Regions from separate parts of the Homo sapiens genome. Here regions 1, 3, 4, 5 and 6 are each linked to region 2. Evidence: chromatin contacts called from ENCODE Hi-C or POLR2A ChIA-PET data. All regions are on one chromosome and are shown on one strand. Each heading gives the region's core, a stretch centred on a gene start or an enhancer-like site at or near the end of the contact. The rest is flanking DNA. Distances are from core to core; before and after follow the strand shown.

Region 1 (2,976 bases), core at 217-2,716, 320 kb after region 2:
GCAGAGTATCACACCATTATTCCTTAGCAATTTTGTCTTTGAGAGAAATAATCCCCACCCCAAATCATATTTGTTTTATGTCTCATTTTTCAACTTGTTGTATATTGGAATCTGATATGCTTAGCATCTGAAGTATGAGATTTACCATAACAAAGGTCAGGGGAAATTCTAGCCTTTGGATTCTACTTCTTGGTTTTGTATATTTAAAGTTTCAGGTACATCAAGTTTTTTGGAAGTGAATAATAAAACTTGAGAGGTTTCACTTATTTGCCTGAATTAGGATATTTATTCCTATGACAATTATTATATTACTCCTTCAATTCCAAACAGCTACCAGAAAGCTCCCAGGCAGGTATTATGCTTTTAGTAACTTATTTACTTAACCACAGAAATTGGCCCACTGTATGCTAATAGGCTGCTACTTTTGCTTCCTTTCTGGAAGGCCCCATGTGAAGTCCCAACCAAGAATTTTTTGCAAGTTGAGGGCCATCGTAGGTGAAGGGCCAGTCTGAAAGGGCCAGTTTACTGTATGCAGTTTACCAGCTGGTGATCAATGTGTAACTTTGATCAAGGGTTATCCTGGACCACTCTGCTGAGTACTTGTCATCTATTAGCTCAGATTCATTTTTCACAGCAGCCTTGTAATACACTTATTATTATTTTTAATACATTAGTATTATTTCCAGTATTTCCAGGTAATGAATGAGAGCCTAAGAGAAGTTAAATCATGGGCCGTAGCTCACCTAAACTAGTACATGGAGAGACGGAACCAAAGCTCTGTGGAGTCCAAAGCCCTTGTTCTCTTCATTAGACCCTCTTATCTCATGAGAGTAGAAATTTGACAAGCCACAGGGAGTGATAGTGGGTTTTTATCAGACCTTCAAGGCTCTTTAAAACACTGTAGTTAACATTGAGAAAGCAAATCTTCTGGACTTCCAGGGTTTCCCTTTGGTAGACCTGCCTCTTAAGGGTTATTCATTCTGACACCTGTTGGTGGGGACACATCTCAAAGGCTGGCTGAGCACACAAAGGAAGAGGTTTGAGCTGGTACCAGTCTCATCCAAGGTCACCTGCACTGGGAAGGGGGTGCAGACCTGTCCTATTCTGCAATTAACTCAGGGCTTTTGTTTTCTTTTCAACGGCCCAGATTTTTCAACTGAGCCATTTTCAGAGCAGCAAAGATGGGAAGGCCAATTCTTCCTGTCTTTGCTGCTCTGAAAAGTTCCTTATTTGTAGGTTTCTTTTTTTGTTTGCTTGTTTGAGATGGAATAAAGAAAGGCCTCAGTTCAGACTTACCACCCAGTGGGCCAAAAGAAGTAAAGTGACCCCTTTCCTTGCAGAGCCCTCCAGGGCAGAGCCTGGCTGAGGGCTGACTTCATCTCACATACCTACTGACAAACAAATAAACAAAGGAGGAGTTTTAAACTAGTAGCCATAACAAAAGTGCAAACAGAGAATTAGCTGGAAGCCAAGAAATCGCTGGAAGCTGCTTCTGCTGTCACGCAACACTGCTGGCCTTAAACCTAGAAGACTCCAGAAACAGTCCTTGAAGCCACAGCAGGCAACTAAATCCCACCCACTCAGCACCAGGCCAGAAAGATGACCCTCAATACAGTGGGGAAGAAGTGAGGGTTTACCTCCACACCTTCATCCCACGCCACTTACCTAAGTAGTGTTTTGGTGTCAGTTGCCAACTGATAAGGGCTTTCCCTTATTTCATTCCGCAGGGAAAATTGGTCTTTTAACAGGTGAAATAGGGAACTCCTCCAGTACTAATTTACTGTTGAATGTTTATTTCCTCTTGTGTAGTTCTATTTTATATATTTTCTCCTCTCAATTGATGAATTACGTAAGCAAGCACTGATGAGGCCCTTTTCATTCCAGACACTCAAATGACAACTCTGGCTACCCATGCTGGTTTCACTTAACTTCTTCACCTAGGTAGCTCCTGGTTTGAGTCAAACAACACTCAGAGATTTGTGGGCTATTCAAGCTCAAAGAAACACTAGAGAATTACAATATTAATAATAACTAACATTTATCAGATGCTTGCTATGGGCCAAGACTTTTGCTATGATTTTGTATTTTTGTTTGTTTGTTTTTTGTTTTTGTTTTTTTGAGACGGAGTTTCGCTCTTGTTGCCCAGGCTGGAGTGCAATGGCGCGATCTCAGCTCACTGCAACCTCCGCCTCCTGGGTTCTAGTGATTCTCCTGCCTCAGCCTCCCGAAGAGCTGGGATTACAGGCATGCGCCACCAAGCCTGGCTAATTTTTGGTATTTTTAGTAGAGACAGGGTATCTCCATGTTGGTCAGGCTGGTCTCGAACTCCTAACCTCAGGTGATCCGCCCACCTCGGCCTCCCAAAGTGCTGGGATTACAGGCGTGAGCCACCACACCTGGCTTGTATTTTATAATTTTATTTAAACCTCATAATATTCCTGATTATCTCTATTTAATGGAGGAGTGGGCTGGAAGTAAAGGAGTTAAAAACTCTCCCAAGCCCGTTCTTCCAACCCACTGTGGCAGAATCATTGCTTAACACTTCTTTTTTTTTTTTTTTTTTTTTTTTTTTTTTTTTTTTTTTTGAGAAGGAGTCTCGCTCTGTCGCCCAGGCTGGAGACAATGAGATATAGGCTCATTGCAAGCTCCGCCTCCTGGGTTCGCGCCATTCTCCTGCCTCAGCCTCCCGAGTAGCTGGGACTACAGGCGCCCGCCAGCACACCTGGCAAATTTTCTGTATTTTTAGTAGAGACGGGGTTTCACCGTGTTAGCCAGGACGGTCTCGATCTCTTGACCTCGTGATCCGTCCGCCTCGGCCTCCCAAAGTGCTGGGATTACGGGCATGAGCCACCGCGCCCGGCGCTTAACACTTCTTTACCCTCTCAATTTAACAGAAGCATGGGCAAGATGGATGACAGCCTAAGGTCACACAGAGAGTTACCACCACTTGCTTCTGGTGCTAATTGACTGACAAGG
Region 2 (3,330 bases), core at 704-3,203:
AGTATTCCATTTTTAATCATTCCCATTCTGGTGGTTTGAGCTTTTCTTAGCTCAAATGAGCCAGAGGTACGATTTCCTCAGGGGAATTTTAGGGGTCAACTCCAGCAGGAAAAACCTAGACGTCGTTATGGAAGCCCAAGGGAACAAAACAATTCAAGTTTGCACAGATGGCCAGCTGTCTTAGTGGTTGTATGGTCGTTTAGCATTTTTATTCCTTAAAAGGGGAAACCAGTTTAGTTTCATCAGGGATTTTTTTTTTTTTGCATCAATTTTGTTTCACCTTATTCCTCTCAAGTTTGAGGTGGCCCGTTAAACCAGCCACTTTTGCTTCTTGAGGTGGACCTGTGGAATTTCTGTGCCCCAAACTGCGAACGTTCTTTAGGTCTAACCCTGAAAACCTTCGTTACCCTGGTCCAGCCCCTCTTCACTGCTTTGCCATGGATTTCCACTCCTTGCTTTCTCTACTGCTTTCTAGCAGCCGGGGTCACACCTTGGTTCATGCTAATTACTCCCTCTTCCCCTTTCACGCTCTCCCCTCTTCCCTGGAGCCCGGTCCGACGACCAGCCCCGCACCCCCCTTTTCTGTCCCCGAAGTCCCCTCCCGGGTTGGCCCTATAAGCTGTCAGGCTGGCAGGCAGGGGTTAATTGCGCTCGCAGCTTCGGCACTGGGAAGCACCAGCGGGGCTTTGGAGCGGCCTCTGGAATAACCTTGGCTTTCCTCGCTCTTTTAATAGAACATCCGCCACCAAAAAGTGGTTTCAGTTCAGGGTTAACATGTCCCCTTCCACTCTCCAAACCAACACCCTGCCCCCTCCGTTTTTTTAAAAGTTGTTTTTCAAAGTTAATGAGTTTTAAGTTTCACAATGACTTTCCCCTTCCTTCTACGCGTTGCTGAGGAAACCCCCTTGGGGTCCCCCCCCCCCCCCGCCTCCCCCTCCCCCATTCTGCCCGGGCGAGGGGCGGGGCCGGGAGACCCCATGACGTCAGCGGCCGGCCCACATCCTGCTGTAGAAAGTAAAGAGACGGTAAAGAGAAACTACGGCCCCGCCCGTCCCGTCCCTCTTCCCGGACCAACCGCCCCCAACTGAGCGACCCCGCCAGGCCTTCCCGGGGCCGCGTGACTGGCCGGGCCCGCCCCTCCGCCCCCGCCGTGTGCTGGTTCCCCAGGCGTCGCGACCCAGGGCTCCCGCCCCCCGCGTCCCTAACCCCGCCCCTCCCCCCCGGGCTGCGCTGCCACCTCCTCCCGCGTCCCCCTCCCGTCCCTGCGGCGGCTCGGCCGGGCGGGGCGGGGAGGGGCGAAGCGGCGGGTAGGTGGCGGGGCCGGCGCGGTCTGGGGCCCGCCCCGCCGGGGAGACCCGGGGCACTGGCTCCGGGTTCGTGCCGGGCCGGGCGCCCATCCAGTCCCTACACCCGGTCAGAGCTGGCGGCCGCGCCGGCCCAGCTGGGCCCCGGCGCCTGGGCGTCCCGCGCCCCTCGCCCCGGCCTCAACCCCAGCCCCCGCGGGGACGCCCCCTCCCCCGCCCACGCGTCGCCGCCCGCGGCCTCCCCTCCTCCCGCCCCCGGGGATCCCCTGCCGCCCCGCCCACCCGCGGGAAAGCCTCCGACCTTCGCCCTGCCTCCCCCGCGCCGCCCGGCCCGCGTTCCTCCCGCCGGCCCCAAAGACGCTAAACGTGCCCTACTCTGCCCCGGGGGAGAGGTAAAGCCCGCGCCCGTCCTTCCCGCCCCGGGCCCCGCGGCCCCAGGGTCTGTCCGCCCGCCCCGCCGCGGCGCGCGCCCCCCAGCCCGGCTGCCCGGCTCCCTGGCGGCCGCGATCATGCCGTGGCTCCGGGCGCCGGCGAGCTTCGCCGCCTCCTCCGCCCGGCGGCTGCGGCCCCCGCCCGCGCGCCCCGCGCTCCCCCCCCCGCCCCCCGGCCCGCTCCCCTGTTTAATATTTCAGTGCTGGGTGGTGTGAGCGCCAGTCGCCGGCCTTCAGCGTGGCGGCTGCTGGGCGGCGGCAGGGTGGCGGACGGAGCGGGGGACCGGGGAGCGGCGGCCGCCGGAGGAGGTTATGTTTGTGTTTGGGGTTGTCAAGTGAAGGAGGGATCCCAGGCGCCGCCGCCGCCGCCGCGCGGGGGTCGCGGAGATCCCGAGCCGCGGCCGCCGCCATCAGCAGCGCAGCTCCAGGGCCGGCTGCAGCGGCAGCGGCTCCGCCGGGCGTCCTGGCAGCAGGTTCGGCGCGGGCTCCGCGGCGGGGGCGCTGCAGCTGGGGAGGGCGGCGGGGCGGAGGGGGGGGGGGGCAGGAGCACATCCCTTCGGCGGGCGGGGGGCGTGCGGGCGCGCGTGTGTGTGTGTGTGTGCGTGTGTGTGCAACCGCCGACCTTGCAGAGGGGATGGCTGCGTGCGGGAGACCCTTGGCACTTCTGGGCGCCCTCGCCGCGCGCGAGCCGAGCAGGTACAGAGGGACCCAGCCTCCCCAGCCGCCTTCCAGCCGCAGACGCATTTTGCAAGAGGGTGGGGGGTGAAAGAGACCAGGCCTCGGCATCCCAACCTCCCGGCTTTGTGGGTTTCTTTCCCTTTCGTTCTTTGCTCTAAGTGCCTGTTTACTCCCGGCCACCTGGGTAGTTTCTTTCCGGGTTGGGAGTGCGCGCCAGCTGCAGTTGGGAAGGGGGCGGTGGGTTGGGGTGCGGGTCGGCTCGGGCTCGCCTTGGGGTCGGGCTCGGGAAGGAGTTGCTGGCTGGAGAGGGGAGGGGGCGGCGGCGGAGCAGGCGGCGAGGAGGAGTCTCAGGGCTGCCGCGCTCGCCTCATCTCGTCCTCCTCCTCCTCAGCTCTCTGCATCCACTCCAGGCTCCTTCCTGAGCTGGCACTTCCATTCCCCCCCTCCTCCTGGCATGCGAAGCGCTTTGTTCAGTGCAGCGTTGCAGAGGGGTTTTCCCAGGCTCCGCCCTCCACATTCATTCATGTTTTTTCTCCTTGCAACTGTCTTTACGCTTTTTGATCGTGTCATGTTTTTGCTCCATGTAGTATTTATTTCTTTCCCGTAAAGGAACGGTTTATCACTCGTCCTAGTCGCTACAATGCTGCTGTCTTTGGAAATACCCACTTCCCCCCACAAGGATTTAAATATGGGATGGACAGCTAGGGACAGTGGGTAGGCAATGAACGGGGTAGCAGAAAGCCTTTACGGACAGGGAATGTGCATATTTTACATTTATGCTCCGGATCCCATGGGATCACATGATTGGATTACAGTCAGAGTTCACGCTTTAAAAACTTCCAAATATCGTTACCATTTAAAAGCTTTAAGTTTAACAACGAACGTAGTTAAGCATTCATGCAATTTATTTGGTTCAG
Region 3 (3,003 bases), core at 313-2,812, 470 kb after region 2:
GCAGTTATCTTCAGAATGCATTTCAAAGAGGGATGCAGGAAGTCAGGCTAGGTGAGATTTTGATCATCTGAGTGAGAGCTGATTATATACTGTTGTTTGTAACAACAGGGGTGATGGGGAAGAAAGCAAGAATCCTGAAGATGTTGGCATGAAGACTGAACAGAACAACAAAACATGAGGGAAAGTGAAATGAAGAGACAAAGGTGATCCTGAATGCACAGGCACAGAGGGGCCCCCTATAGGACAAGCTGTTTCAAAGGTTACTTAGGATAATTTCTAAGAAGAGGGATAGGAAACAGTATCATCCACTGTTTTATAGTTTATTCTTGCCTGTCTTACAATGGTGGCAGAAGGTTACATGCTCCTATGACAGGTGTATAAATTAATCAGCACCCTAAGTTCCTGATTTCTTGCCCACCTATCAACAAAGATGTTAACGAGCTGCAGAACTTTTAATTTGCTAATGAAATACCATTCTGCATAGTTACAGCTTTAGCTTTCATGGTCTTTAAAATCTGTATCTCTTTACCACATCTCATCTTAAAGTGCGTAAAATTGTGCACTTCCTTTGTATTCATGAGAGTTCACACTACTCATAGTGTATTGTTTACCTTAATTACCAGATTATAGAACCAAATGAAGAGCTATTTTTAAAAGTAATAATAATAACAAAATATCAATACGTGCTCAAAGAGGAATATCCCAGCTTGGGAGTATGTTCTCTCAACCTTTTATAGCCAGACAAGAATTATGAAAATTTCTCTTCTCTGAAAATGTTAAGTTGCACTAGCTGACAGTCTATGCAGCGAAAAGAGGAACAAATTAGATACAGATGACCTGGTTTACTCTCTGAGCTTTGCCATTCTTTAGGATCCAAGACCTTAGGAGAGCTACACGAATATGTGAACAACACTTTCCACCTCTGCAAAATGGGATTTTGCTTGTAAGGTTTGTAGGAAATTTCTTTCTCTGGTCTAAGTACCAAGTGGCAGCTATTATTACTGTTACAGTTTTTGTTGTTCTTCTTATCGTGCCATTGGGCTATATGACATTTTTTGGAAAGGGCCAAACTCTCAGGTCTTAGATCTAGGCCTATTCCCTAACTCTAACTTCAGGTCACTTGATTTTTAAGGAAGGTTGAGAAAGGAACAGATTTATTTTGGTGAAAGTGCTTCATAAATTATAAAATGCTTCGAATGACAGCAGTCTTTTAATGGAAAAAATTTGTTAGATGTGCAGAACTTCAGATATAAAAGCAATAGATGGTATTGTACAGCAGTTAGGACTACAGTTGATGATCAATAATGACCGATTTGGATAAGAACATATTCAAGATTCTCATGTGTTTTATGGATTTGGACTGAAATCAAGAAGCTTCTTCCTCTGAGGAGAGCATCTCGTGGGTTCTTGGGCTCTTTTTCTTAAAGCAGTGGTTTCACTTTCCAGTTTGGTCCTCAAGCCATATGTCACCTATGGGCAGCAGCTCTCCTTTCAGATAAGCAGTCTACAAGCTGATATTTTTGGCAGAAAACCACCTTCTGGGTAATAGGTCTGGTATCTGGAGGATTCCTGTTTCTGCTGTCGTTCGCTGACCTCACCTCTCTTCTGTGACTAAGTCTGTATTCACCGCTGAAGTGCATGCTTCTTGGGGAGAAATTGTGGGTACTTCCGGTTCCCCCTGTGACTTTGTGACTTAAGCAGCAGAAGCATTTCATACCATGGGTACATGCTCCTTCCCATTACCTCCCTACTGACAGGTGCTGTCAGAGTTAGAAAGTTCTGGAAGCTCCTCAAAACATAGACTTAAAATAATAATTATAATTAATAATAGCAATTAACTTCCATCACAGGTTGAGTCACCTATAAGAGATTGCATGGTTAAGTTTCTTTTAAAGTCACCTCTTAACATTTCCTTACTTACTCAGCCTCACTCATCTTAAAAGGTAAGTCGCATTTAAAAGAAAATATTCTTAACTTGCGATAAGAGCAGAGAGAAGTTTTCCTGTCTTATATTTAATGCATGTAGATGACTGGTATTCACGAAGTTAATTTTTTCTTTAAGCCACAAAGAAAAAAAGTGGTGCATGTTTTCTAAAGAAGACCGGTATCTGTAATTGTGTCAATACTGATATTTTTGCTTTTAAATTCCTTCAATATTCAAAACGGTAGCTTATCTCTATGAAATGTTTCCTTTTTCCCTGTCCAATAACACATGGGTGGGAAGTTCAAACCTTTGTACTTTTTCTTTGAAGCAATTGCCCTAAGCCGGGAAAAGCTCTTTCATCAGCAAGAATTTTGAGTATTTTCTCTTTCCTCCTGATCAAGTTTAAGGTGTGTGCTCATAAACAAGATACGCAACTGTCAATAATCATCTTTTCAGCAAATAGAGCCAAAGTTAATTTATTAAACCCGGCAAGCTGCTCTCCTAGTTTTCTTCCCCCTGTGACATACTGTCCAATTATTTCACATTCTTGTAGTGTAAAATAAACACATTGAGTCTGTTGAGATACTGCTGTGGTTATTTATTTTTCAAAATTTAATAAGGAGGAGGATGACCTTTCCTCTTTGGACAGGAAACAAAATCAGACCTAACAGTGATACATTATCAATTTTCACAACCATGAAAATATTCCAGAAAACAAGCAGTTTTCTGTGCACTCAGGTGACTGCAAGCTGGCCAGTGAAGCCAGAAAGCCCAAATGCCTTCTAGATCTCAATTAACTACCCACTTACTTGAAAGGTTTTATTGACTATAATTTTGATAACGATGCATAATTATATCAACTTTCTTTCCTCATCGAATTCTACTACAAATCCCGGGCCGAAAGGGGCACATGAGTCTGTTCTTGATGAACAGACAGAAAAAAAGAAGACAGAAAAAAAGAACTTGAAGAGTCTGAAAACAGGTTTAGCTGAGGCATGTGCCATGGTAAATTTGCTTTGTGAAACTAAGCCAAATACGTTTATTTTCCTACATCTGCATTTCTCATAATGTCGCAGGTA
Region 4 (3,179 bases), core at 24-2,523, 330 kb before region 2:
AACATCATTAATTTTGCTTCTTGAAGTGAAAAGTCTAAAATATTTACTATCTGTACCTTTACAGGGAGAGTTTGGTAAATCCTGACATAGATTAAGTAACATTTTCATGGGTAGTCCATCTATTTCATTTCCAAGGACACTGTGGTCAGCAATGACCACTGTAAGTCAAAAACTTTCTAATTATCACTTTGTCTCTCCTGTACTTTTCTGTAAATGCATTTCATCTTTCTTTGGTAGTAAAAACTACCAAATGACCTATGTCACTCTGGGATCTCATATTCCCACCAAAATATCAATGTGGAATCCTCACCGTCATTTGAGGCCTACAGATGACAGCCACCATATAGCTAACATGCAAGAATGCTGATGCTCTCTTCACCAGTGAATTTCTCAATTGTGAAGGAAGCATCTTTGGGCCACCTTGGGATGTGGAGAGTAGAGGCAGGGTGTTCAGGGAACACATTATAAATGTGCTTCAACATTGTTGTATTCCTAAGACTCCAGATTCCTTCACATTTTGCCAAGGAAGTTCAGGCATGTCAATCTCATTAAACATAAGCCATGGTTGAGTCAATCTATCAACCAGGCAAACTGCTAGAGCCACATCTAGCTTCACGAGATAAAATATTAAATCCGGGGTTTCTGGTAAGTGCACTCACATCAATAAGTTCAATAAAATCCAGTCCACTTGTTATATTTCATTCTCCTTGGTCTAATACCCTTGGAATAAACTCCCACACATATTTTTTTCAGGATTCTACCACTAAAATTAGCATAATCTTACAACTGTTTTAGCATGTAAGTTATTTCCTCCTGGGTCAGACTTTGTACTTGCCCTTAGGGAACATGCTGAGATCGGGCCCTTATTATGGGTATAGTGAGAAAAGGAATGGTCAGAATGGGTTGATGAGAAGACGTATTTCATGGCAAGGCAACTGCCCCATTATTAAAGTTTATTCAAGAAGCAGAAGGCTGGTCTCTCCAGGTATGTGAGGATAGGCATCTTCTGCTGGCAAAGGAGGTCAGATGACTCAGGGGTTCAGAATTCTGAGCTTGCTATGAATCCATCCTGATGTCATTCTTTCGAGTCTAAGGGTCATTATCTTTTCTAGTTGATACCCAACCTTCACTTGAGAAACTTGAGAGTCTATAAATTCAAATTCAACTTTCAACTCTGAAATCTGTGCAATTAACTTTTGTGTCTTATTTTCAGCAAACAAGAGAAAGAAATGATATTCTTTCAGGACTGGCCTGGAAGCTTCTTAATTATCTATGACTCAAGCTCAGAACTTAAAGAAGCAGGCTTTTTTTTTTCTTTCTTTCTTTTTTCCTTATGCAAGTGCTTTAGGGCATTCAGAGGGAGCCATTCCATACTATCACCCGTGTAGTCATCGTAGCTGCTGCAGTAGTCAAATGCAGAGGACATTTGGTTCTTCCAAGGCTCTTGCTTTAGTAAGCACTTGAAAAGCAACCACAGGTAATAGTTTTATAAACTGTGATGTCACTGCATGCCACTGGTTACTGGAATTCCATTTGCCATTAGCAGGAAGTTCAGCACTGCATTCAAGATGAGGGACCCAGCCAAAGCAAACCCACAATTCCATTGTTGATGTTTGGTCCTACTGATTTGGGTTCTAGACCCCCAAGGAAAGGATAGCCACCTGCTAGTGTTTCTGAGGGGGTATGAATATTGGAAAACTACAACTGGAATCTTCTGCTACTTCCCTAACCATCCCTGCCAAAGTAAAGGAGTGAGGCTGGGCGATGATGACAGCAACGGTACGCAAACAAGAAGAGTGAGTGCCTTCTTCTTCTCCAGCCATCTGGTCTTCCTCCACCCACCACTATTAGAGGAGGCACACCTGGGGCCAGGCACAGTGGCTCATGCCTGTAATCCCAGCACTTTGGGAGGCTGAGGTGGGCGGATCACTTGAGGTCAGGAGTTTGAGACCAGCCTGGCCAACATGGTGAAACTCCATCTCTACCAAAAATACCATCTCTACTAAAAATACAAAAATTAGCCAGGGTTGTTGGTGGGTGCCTGTAATCCCAGCGACTCAGGAGGCTGAGGTGGGAGTACAGGAGATTCGCTTGGACCTGGGAGGCAGAGGTTGCAGTGAGCCAAGATTGCACCACTGCACTCCAGCCTGGGTGCAGTGAGACTCTGTCTCAAAAAAAAAAGAAAAAAGGAAAGAAAAGGAAAGACACACTTGGAGGGAGCTGGTAAAGCAGAAATGGGATTTGCAAAGTCAGCCCCAGAATCACAAAGCCAAGTATAGAAGCATGAGTTTGAGTTTGATACCGAGAGAATAGCTTAATAACTGGCTCACTAATAAAGTGCACTAGGATGAAGTTTTAGCCACTTTTTCATTTAGTACACTTGTAAGACATGGTTAGAGTCTGGGCTGTAATTAAGGATATAGGAGAGGACATATATTTTCCCTTGAAAAGAAAATATTATTGGTTTCCCTATGAAATGTTTCTTTTTAACGTAGTCTCTGTGGAGTCACTCATTTACACTGTGAGCATTATTTATTAGCTCACGGATTTATAGAATACAAGTCAGGATGCACCTTCTAGGTTTATGGTGTTTGCTGCTGGGGGATTCTGTAGAATGGGAAAGAAACCTCATTTAAGCTAAGTTATGTTTTCAGCTGTGCCAGTAGCCAATTTATTTGAAGTTGGCTAGAGTCTTAGTCAATTTTCTTTTGCCACAGTCCATTATTTATCAACAGAGGTCTGTGTTAAAGAGAGAAAGAGATGAAAGAAAGAAAAAGAAAGAGAGAGGAACATACATTTAAAAATATATAAACACTTCATCGCGGCTCCTTGATCCATTTTCACAATCTCCCAGGGATTTGGGGAGAGGGAAGGAAGTGTGAGTCCCTTGCTTTAGGCACTGATTATATAAGGTGAGATTAATTTTCCCACATCGTGTATGGAATCCATCTCCTTGCTTGGCAGTCATAGTTCTGCCTCACTTAAATCTATTTGCATCTAGCTAAGCCCACAGAGGAGGGTGTAGCTTAGAATAGAATTTTGCCTTTCCAATGCTTCTTTGGGAACTTTTCAGGATGATGATAAAGGAAATAATATGGTTAGCTTCAAACGTGCTCATAATTCTTCTGCAACAAAAATTGAAAGCGAGGGGTTGAGAGAAAGGAAGAGACCTGGCTATC
Region 5 (3,168 bases), core at 591-3,090, 350 kb after region 2:
CAGTGTATCAAATGCAAAGGTCTGATGCAAGGAGATTAGCGTAGCTGAAGCAGAGGGAGCTGGGGCATGGGAGAGGAGAAAGTGAGGGGCCAGGTCCTGTAGAGCCTTCTGAGCTTCTGAATGATTTTGGCTTCTACTTTGAGTGAGATGAGAAGCCATGAGACTGTTGTGAGCAGAGAAGGGACACCATCTGATTTACATTTAACAGACTCACTCTGGGTACTGTGCTGAGACCATGTGGAAGGGAGTGGCAGGATGGAAACGTGGAGACCCATTAGGAGGCTTCTAAGCTAGAAATGCTGGTGACTTGGACCAGTATGGCAGCAGTAGAGCTAGCAGAGACCAAGGATTGATTGATGATATAGAACAAGCTGCTGCCCAGTCTGGTCTCAAATACCGGTCCACAGCCTGCATGTGGCCCAGGATGGCTTTGAATGCAGCCCAACACAAATTCATAAGCTTTCTTAAAATATTATGGGATGTTTTTGTGATTTTTAAAAACTCTTCAGCCATTGTTAGTGTGTTTATGAGTGACCAGAGACAATGCTTATTCCAATGTGGCCCAGGGAAGCCAAAAGATTGGATACTCTTGATACAGAGTGTGAGAGAAAGAGGGGCAAGGGTGGCTGAGTTTGCAGTTCTGTGCACCTGGAGCAATGAGTTGCTCTTTACTTGCATGACAAGAACGAACAGAGGCAGCTATAGCCAGGAAGTACAGGAGAACAGAAGTGGATATGTTAGGCTGAGATTCTTAGTAGCTACCCAAATAGGGATGTTGAGTAGGCAGTTGGATACTTAAGTTCTGATATAGACTAGAAGTCCAGGCCGTAGATGTAAATTTGGGATTATTCTGCATACATATATATGTCATTAGCTAGAACTTTGTCATGTAGTCAGGCCATCTACAGCTGCAAAGAAGGCAGAAAAGGAGAATATGTACCATCTCCAACTTCCATCGAGAAAGGCAGCAGACAGAAAAGGATGGGAAGGTCTGCTGGGTCATTCAACCAACAATGTCTGTATTACCTAACTTCTCAGCTCTTCCTGTACAAAATAAGAATAATAAAGTCTACTTTATATGATTATGGTCAAAATTACATGAGATAAGCTATAGAAACAGGCCAGGAGCCATGGCTCACGCCTATAATCCCAACACGTTGGGAGGCCGAGATAGGCAGATCACCTAAGGTTAAGAGTTCGAGACCAACCTGACCAACATGGTGAAACCCTGTTGCTACTAAAAATACAAAATTAGCGGGGCGTGGTGGCACATGCCTGTAATCCCAGCTACTCTGGAGGCTGAGGCAGGAGAATTGCTTGAACCCAGGAGGTAGAGGTTGCAGTGAATGGAGATCACACCATTGCACTCCAGCCTGGGCAACAAGAGTGAAACTCCATCTCAAAAAAAAAAAAAAAAAAAAAAAAATAGGAAAGAAACATAGCTCCTGTTATAATAGGACCTTTAAATATAGAAGTTCCCCTTTCTTTCCTTTCTGTGACCTGAGATGTCATGGAAAGTCCTTCATTAGCTCACCCCATATATTTATTTTTGGACTTCCTCATTGAACAAAATGATGACACTGCTATTTTTATAATCACTACTGCCGCAAAAAACAGGAACTTTTTCTTGTCCCCCAAAACCACAGATTTTCCAGAGCCTCACTGGTCAAGCTGGGCTCTTGCTTCTCAGTCCCACTTTCTTCTTATCTCAGGGGTTCTGTTTTTAATTTGACATTTCAGTTTCTGTGCATAACCATGGTAGAAGGATTTCCAGATTCTTGGTAATCATTAACCAACTCAAGACAGGCATAGCCCTGCCCTGCCTCCCCCTCAGCTGAGGCCTTGCTGGAGAATGTCTGGGAAGGGCATTCACAGAGCACGGAGACGTCCAAAGCCGCATGGAGGGTGCCTGGTGAAAGGCCAAGTGGGGGCCGAGTGTGGCCATGCCATGGGACAAGGTTGAAGAGAGCCTAATGGCATCTGAGGAAAAAGAACTCTAAGGAAGCTATTCTTGGGGAAACGGAACATTCACCCCCAAATCTGGCCAAGCACTGTGCAGTAGACTTCTTAGGCTCCTTCTCAGCCTTATCGTTGACTCGATATTTACTTTACCCTCCCTTCCCCCTGTGCAGGGAGAAGGCCGAGACGTTTATGCCTATAGAGCGGGCCATAAAATCTTGACTCTTAGATAATATCATTTTATCATTCTTTGTAGTAGGAAAACAATAAATATTTTAAAATATGTTTGTCTGTGTTTTCAGACTTAGTGGCCAACCTGTGTGTGTGTGTGTGTGTGTGTGTGTCTGTGTGTGTGTGTGTGTGAGAGAGAGACAGAGAGAGAGAGAAAGAGAGAGAGAGAAAGAGAGAAAGAGAGAGAGAGTCTGCTAGGCCTGCCATAACAAAATACCAGACTGGGTGTCCTATATAACAGAAATTTATCTTATAGTTCTGGAGGCTGGAAGTTCAAGATCAAGGTGTTGGCAGGTTTGGTTTTTCCTGGGGCCTCTCTCCTTGGCTTGTAGATGCCGTCTTCTCCTGTGTCCTCACAGGGTCTTCCCTCTGTGTGTGTCTGTGTCTTACATCTCTTGTTCTTATAAGGAGATCAATTGTTGTGGATTTGGACCCACACATATGGCCTCATTTTACCTTAATTACCTCTTTACAGATTCTTTCTCCAAATACAGTCACATTCTGAGGTACTGAGCATTAGAACTTCAATATATGAATTTTAGAGGGACACAGTTTAGCCCACAACAGTGTGTGTGTGTGTGTGTGTGTATGTAACAGTGTATATACACACACATATACATACACGTAACATATATACAGACATATATAGTCACACACATATGCAGACACACACACACTGTTATGTGTGTGTATATATACAGTTATATACAGTATGTAAAAACCCATACTATATATAAAATATATATTATGTAGATTTTTATGTATACTTCTTATTACACACACATCCACACAATTCTGAGATACTGTCCAATTGTGCTTGAAACTTCCTCCTGTCTGCCTTGGGTAGCTTTCCCCATAAAGTAGACCTCACATTTCTCTGCTCTTCCGGACACTTGTTGTCTGCATTAGTTAATCTTTGCAAATTTCTCTGCAGGGCAGGCTCCCTTAACCTTCTAACCTCACCATGACTGTTAAGTA
Region 6 (3,337 bases), core at 503-3,002, 360 kb before region 2:
GCTATCATTTCTCTCTTCCTCCTTTATTTTGCATTAATTTATTTCTGTAAAGGAGGAAGCTGCTGGGCACAGTGGCTCACACCTGAAGTCACCACTTTGAGAGGCCAAGGCGGGAGGATCACCTGAGGTCAGGGGTTCAAGACCATCCTGGGGAAAATAGTGAGACTACCGTCTCTAAAGAAACATTTTAACAAATTAGCCAGGCATGGAGGTGTGCTCCTTGTAGTCCCAGCTACTCGGGAGGCTGAGGCAAAAGGCTCACTTGAGCCCAGGATTTCAAGTTACGATTGTGTCACTGCACTCCAACCTGGGTAACAGAACAAGACCCTCTCTCAAAAAAATTTTTAAAGGAGGAAGTCATCAGTTATGTATATCACACAGATTCACTGGTGACTTTGCCACCTTTTCCATCCCTTTGAAGTTCTGCATCGCCGGTGGGAGGACGTTGGTCAGAGCAAGCAGAGTGTGGAGGCAGAAGCAGAGAGCGGAGGACCTCAACTCTCTCTCTCCCTGGGCTCTGCTCTAACTTGATAAGGGCCCACGGGAACATCACCTAAACTCTTGGGGGCCTGTGTTCATTTGTCTGTAAAAAGAGGGGCTTAAATTAAATGATCATTGAACCCTCCAAGCTCTTGCTGGGCTGTTTCTGGGGGCTCTTCTCTCTGGAGTATTGATTTGAATTTTGGTGCTGAGCCAGCCAGTGCACGAAATACTACCACTTTGCTCAGTCTCGTAGATGTTTTTCTGTATTTCCTATGTTCAGCATAAAGGGGGCCAGCCCACTACTGCCTTTAACATGAATTGCCCTTCGGAGTATGGAGCACGAGGCGAGCAGCGCTTGTCTCCGCTAATAGACCTACACATTTCCAGGAGAATTTTTTTTTTCTCCTTGCTACTCACAACACATCACTTGTTTATGTGAGGGTTTTTACACACAGCTGATTTATAAGGGATTAGATTTCTCTAAAACATAATCTGCGTTGGTTCTATTGGCCAGTTAAAATTGGTATCCCAGCACAGCTTGTTAAGACATTACATATCATTCCTCTTGTTTTTCTCACACTCAGGAATGATAGGTTAAGAAATATGATTCTAGTTCATAAAAGCCTGAGAGGGACTAACTGGGCTCTATTTATGTTTTATCCAAGAATGTGGAATTTGAAGCTTTTCTCAAAGTGAAAGTTGACCCACTGGACCCGTGTGCTTGGGCCAAATATGAGTATGAGAAACATTCTCAAACCTTTTTGGAATCCTAGGCCAGTAGACACTGAAGGGGCCTAAAGGATTTCTGGGCAATTCCTTCTCCTTCTCTCATGCCACAATAATTATTTGCACTTCTTGCCCTTCTTTTAGCTCAAAAGTGAACTCTGCATGAAGCATATTACCTTAGAGAAAATGTTCACTTAAAGAAAGCCACCTGTTCAGGAAAACAAATTGTCCCCAAGAGGCGTGGTGGAACGCAGGTGGGGAATTTTGTCTTCAATAAGGAGAAATTTAAATTCTCTATATTCTTAGAAATTTACCAAATTGGTTGCACTAGGGTTTTTTTTTTTTTTTTTTTTTTTTTTTTTTTTTTTTTGAGACGGAGTCTCGCTTTGTCACCCAGGCTGGAGTGCAGTGGCGTGATCTTGGCTCACTGCAAGCTCCGCCTCCCGGGTTCATGCCACTCTGCCTCAGCCTCCCGAGTAGCACCAGGGTTTTTAATATCCAGTTCAACCGGGAGACATTTGTACTCTGCGAAGGCTGAGGCGTCCGTGTAAATTTGGCCACCAGGTGGCACCAAATGTTTTCATTAGAAAAATTGCTGAGGGAAAGCCTGGTCCGCATTCTCTCTCCTAGTTAAAAGGAAAAAAAAAGAAAAAGAAAACCCTTTAAAGTGAGTGTTGTCGGTTCATTCACCCAAATTCAGGAAGCATGTGCCTTTCTTATTTGCTAGCGCTTTGGCAGTACACTGTGGCAGTTCAGGGTGAGTTATTTCCTTGAAGTTTGTTAAAAGGGAAACATGGATGAAATTCAAGACTTGAAACAAAGCTTTATTGGAGCTTTGCAGGACAATTAAAATCCAGTCTCTCAGCCAACAAACGGTTCCATCAACCCCCTTCTAGGCCTAGCAGGACACAGGATGCCCAAACAAAAGGCAGAACAGGGAGGCATGGCTGGGTTTTTCCTTTTATCATTTGCTGCACAATCTTATTCTTTCAGATCCCAAACCAGCTTTTATGGTCTGGTTAAAATTTTGTTCTGTTTAGAAAAGAGGGTATCCTAAAGCAATCTAACTGAGCAGGGGTTGTTGCAGAGGGACACCCGCCTGCTTTCAGATGTGAGTGCTGCTGGGGATGATGTCTTTCTGCCCCTGCTCATGGTCTCCAGAAGAAAGTGCTGGCACGCTAAAGATAGGAAAAACATTGGCCAATTTATTGCTAAATTTCAATTCTTAAGAAGTGTTTTTTTTTTTGAAGTAAAAGAGGTGTGCATTCATTTATTTATTCATTCATCCATTCATTTGATGAATATTTATTGAGTGTTCACTGTGCCAGGCATCGTATTTAGAAGCCAGGGGAAGAGTGGTAACCAAAACTACGTTCCAGCTTTGGGCTGCTTCTAGTCTAGAGGAAGAAGCAGATACTCGTCAAGCCACTCGCATGAATGTGCATCAACAAGCTGCGGGAGGTGCTTTAAAGGCAAAGATTGCTGTCCCTGGATGTTGTGGAGCTAATGAAGTTGACCTAGATTCGTGGAGTGATGGGAATAGGCAGTGTTCCCTAACGAGGGACCCTGGAGCTGAGATTTGAAGGATGAGGAGGAAGTAATTAGGCAAAGGGATGGGAAGAGGTGAGGAAGATTTAGGCCAGGGAATTGCAAATTCAAAGGCCATGGGAGGAGAGGGAGAATGACAAGTTTGAGTTCAGCGTTTGAGATGCAAGTGTGGAGGGAACTCAGTAAGCGAAGCAGGAATGGATGCAGTTACAGGAGTAAAAGCTCACCATGAGTTCTCCACTTTCCTCTGTGTTTGGTATACTTTTCCTCTGCCAAATGGGAGAAGAAAGGTCAACACACACACACACACACACACACACACACACTCCAAAACTCTATCAATTACCAGATCTCTACTAGTCGCCTGCTTTGATAGGTGGTCTGTGGTATGGTTGGCTTGGAGCCAGTGTCCAAATATTTGAGAAAAGTTTGGGCATTTTTCCCCCAGTACAGTAACCTGTTTAAATGGACACAAGTACCACTGGGGAAGGCTGAGAGGAAAAGTCACAGAACATACTTGGCAATTTTAGCAGAAAGTGCTGCCTTAAGCATCCCTATTTTCCCTTTAGTGAGGGGATGT

The links. Hi-C counts contacts between places; a loop is a spot of excess contacts on that map. ChIA-PET counts read pairs that join two places held with the same protein, here RNA polymerase II (POLR2A). Pooled maps may share reads with other maps.
Region 1: a loop to region 2 is called in a pooled map, with 6 times the contacts of the local background. The contact joins the enhancer-like site here to the promoter of HIVEP1 in region 2. A Hi-C loop is called at or near these places in 1 of 168 maps with a recorded cell type or tissue (PC-3) and 4 of 50 pooled maps. POLR2A ChIA-PET finds 5 or more read pairs at or near these places in 3 of 52 experiments (A549, PC-9 and Panc1).
Region 3: a loop to region 2 is called in a pooled map, with 2.8 times the contacts of the local background. The contact joins the enhancer-like site here to the promoter of HIVEP1 in region 2. A Hi-C loop is called at or near these places in 2 of 168 maps with a recorded cell type or tissue (ascending aorta and endothelial cell of umbilical vein) and 5 of 50 pooled maps. POLR2A ChIA-PET finds 5 or more read pairs at or near these places in 1 of 52 experiments (GM10248).
Region 4: a loop to region 2 is called in a map of PC-9, with 8 times the contacts of the local background. The contact joins the enhancer-like site here to the promoter of HIVEP1 in region 2. A Hi-C loop is called at or near these places in 4 of 168 maps with a recorded cell type or tissue (PC-3, PC-9, colonic mucosa and 1 more), 2 of 37 single-sample maps with no recorded cell type and 2 of 50 pooled maps. POLR2A ChIA-PET finds 5 or more read pairs at or near these places in 3 of 52 experiments (BJ, GM12878 and MCF 10A).
Region 5: a map with no recorded cell type shows a loop between it and region 2 (9-fold over the local background). The contact joins the enhancer-like site here to the promoter of HIVEP1 in region 2. A Hi-C loop is called at or near these places in 1 of 168 maps with a recorded cell type or tissue (GM12878), 18 of 37 single-sample maps with no recorded cell type and 6 of 50 pooled maps. POLR2A ChIA-PET finds 5 or more read pairs at or near these places in 1 of 52 experiments (WTC11).
Region 6: a map of endothelial cell of umbilical vein shows a loop between it and region 2 (10-fold over the local background). The contact joins the enhancer-like site here to the promoter of HIVEP1 in region 2. A Hi-C loop is called at or near these places in 18 of 168 maps with a recorded cell type or tissue (Caco-2, GM12878, IMR-90 and 12 more), 34 of 37 single-sample maps with no recorded cell type and 22 of 50 pooled maps. POLR2A ChIA-PET finds 5 or more read pairs at or near these places in 8 of 52 experiments (A549, BJ, HEK293 and 5 more).

What each region holds. Positions count from the first base shown.
Region 1 is chr6:12,334,887-12,337,862 of GRCh38, forward strand. No RefSeq gene overlaps it. Among named protein-coding and RNA genes, the nearest start is that of EDN1, 46 kb to the left of the region's middle. Within about 2 kb of position 1,467, at least 4 of the 41 ENCODE cell types and tissues checked have a DNase peak (open chromatin) inside an H3K27ac peak, as active enhancers do; they include PC-9 and Panc1, where a contact is called at or near this core.
Region 2 is chr6:12,010,359-12,013,688 of GRCh38, forward strand. It overlaps HIVEP1 (HIVEP zinc finger 1), which reads left to right and starts at 1,954. Exons shown (of 9, transcript NM_002114.4): 1 at 1,954-2,208. RefSeq lists an enhancer at 5-549 and silencers at 879-1,788, 1,969-2,108.
Region 3 is chr6:12,482,354-12,485,356 of GRCh38, forward strand. No RefSeq gene overlaps it. Among named protein-coding and RNA genes, the nearest start is that of LINC02530, 100 kb to the right of the region's middle. RefSeq lists enhancers at 1,102-2,301, 1,341-1,420. Within about 2 kb of position 1,563, at least 7 of the 41 ENCODE cell types and tissues checked have a DNase peak (open chromatin) inside an H3K27ac peak, as active enhancers do; they include ascending aorta and endothelial cell of umbilical vein, where a contact is called at or near this core.
Region 4 is chr6:11,684,523-11,687,701 of GRCh38, forward strand. No RefSeq gene overlaps it. Among named protein-coding and RNA genes, the nearest start is that of ADTRP, 93 kb to the right of the region's middle. Within about 2 kb of position 1,274, at least 3 of the 41 ENCODE cell types and tissues checked have a DNase peak (open chromatin) inside an H3K27ac peak, as active enhancers do; they include PC-3, PC-9 and mammary epithelial cell, where a contact is called at or near this core.
Region 5 is chr6:12,362,216-12,365,383 of GRCh38, forward strand. No RefSeq gene overlaps it. Among named protein-coding and RNA genes, the nearest start is that of EDN1, 73 kb to the left of the region's middle. RefSeq lists an enhancer at 1,401-1,720. Within about 2 kb of position 1,841, at least 10 of the 41 ENCODE cell types and tissues checked have a DNase peak (open chromatin) inside an H3K27ac peak, as active enhancers do; they include GM12878, where a contact is called at or near this core.
Region 6 is chr6:11,653,984-11,657,320 of GRCh38, forward strand. No RefSeq gene overlaps it. Among named protein-coding and RNA genes, the nearest start is that of TMEM170B, 120 kb to the left of the region's middle. RefSeq lists a silencer at 1,691-1,860. Within about 2 kb of position 1,753, at least 6 of the 41 ENCODE cell types and tissues checked have a DNase peak (open chromatin) inside an H3K27ac peak, as active enhancers do; they include endothelial cell of umbilical vein and heart right ventricle, where a contact is called at or near this core.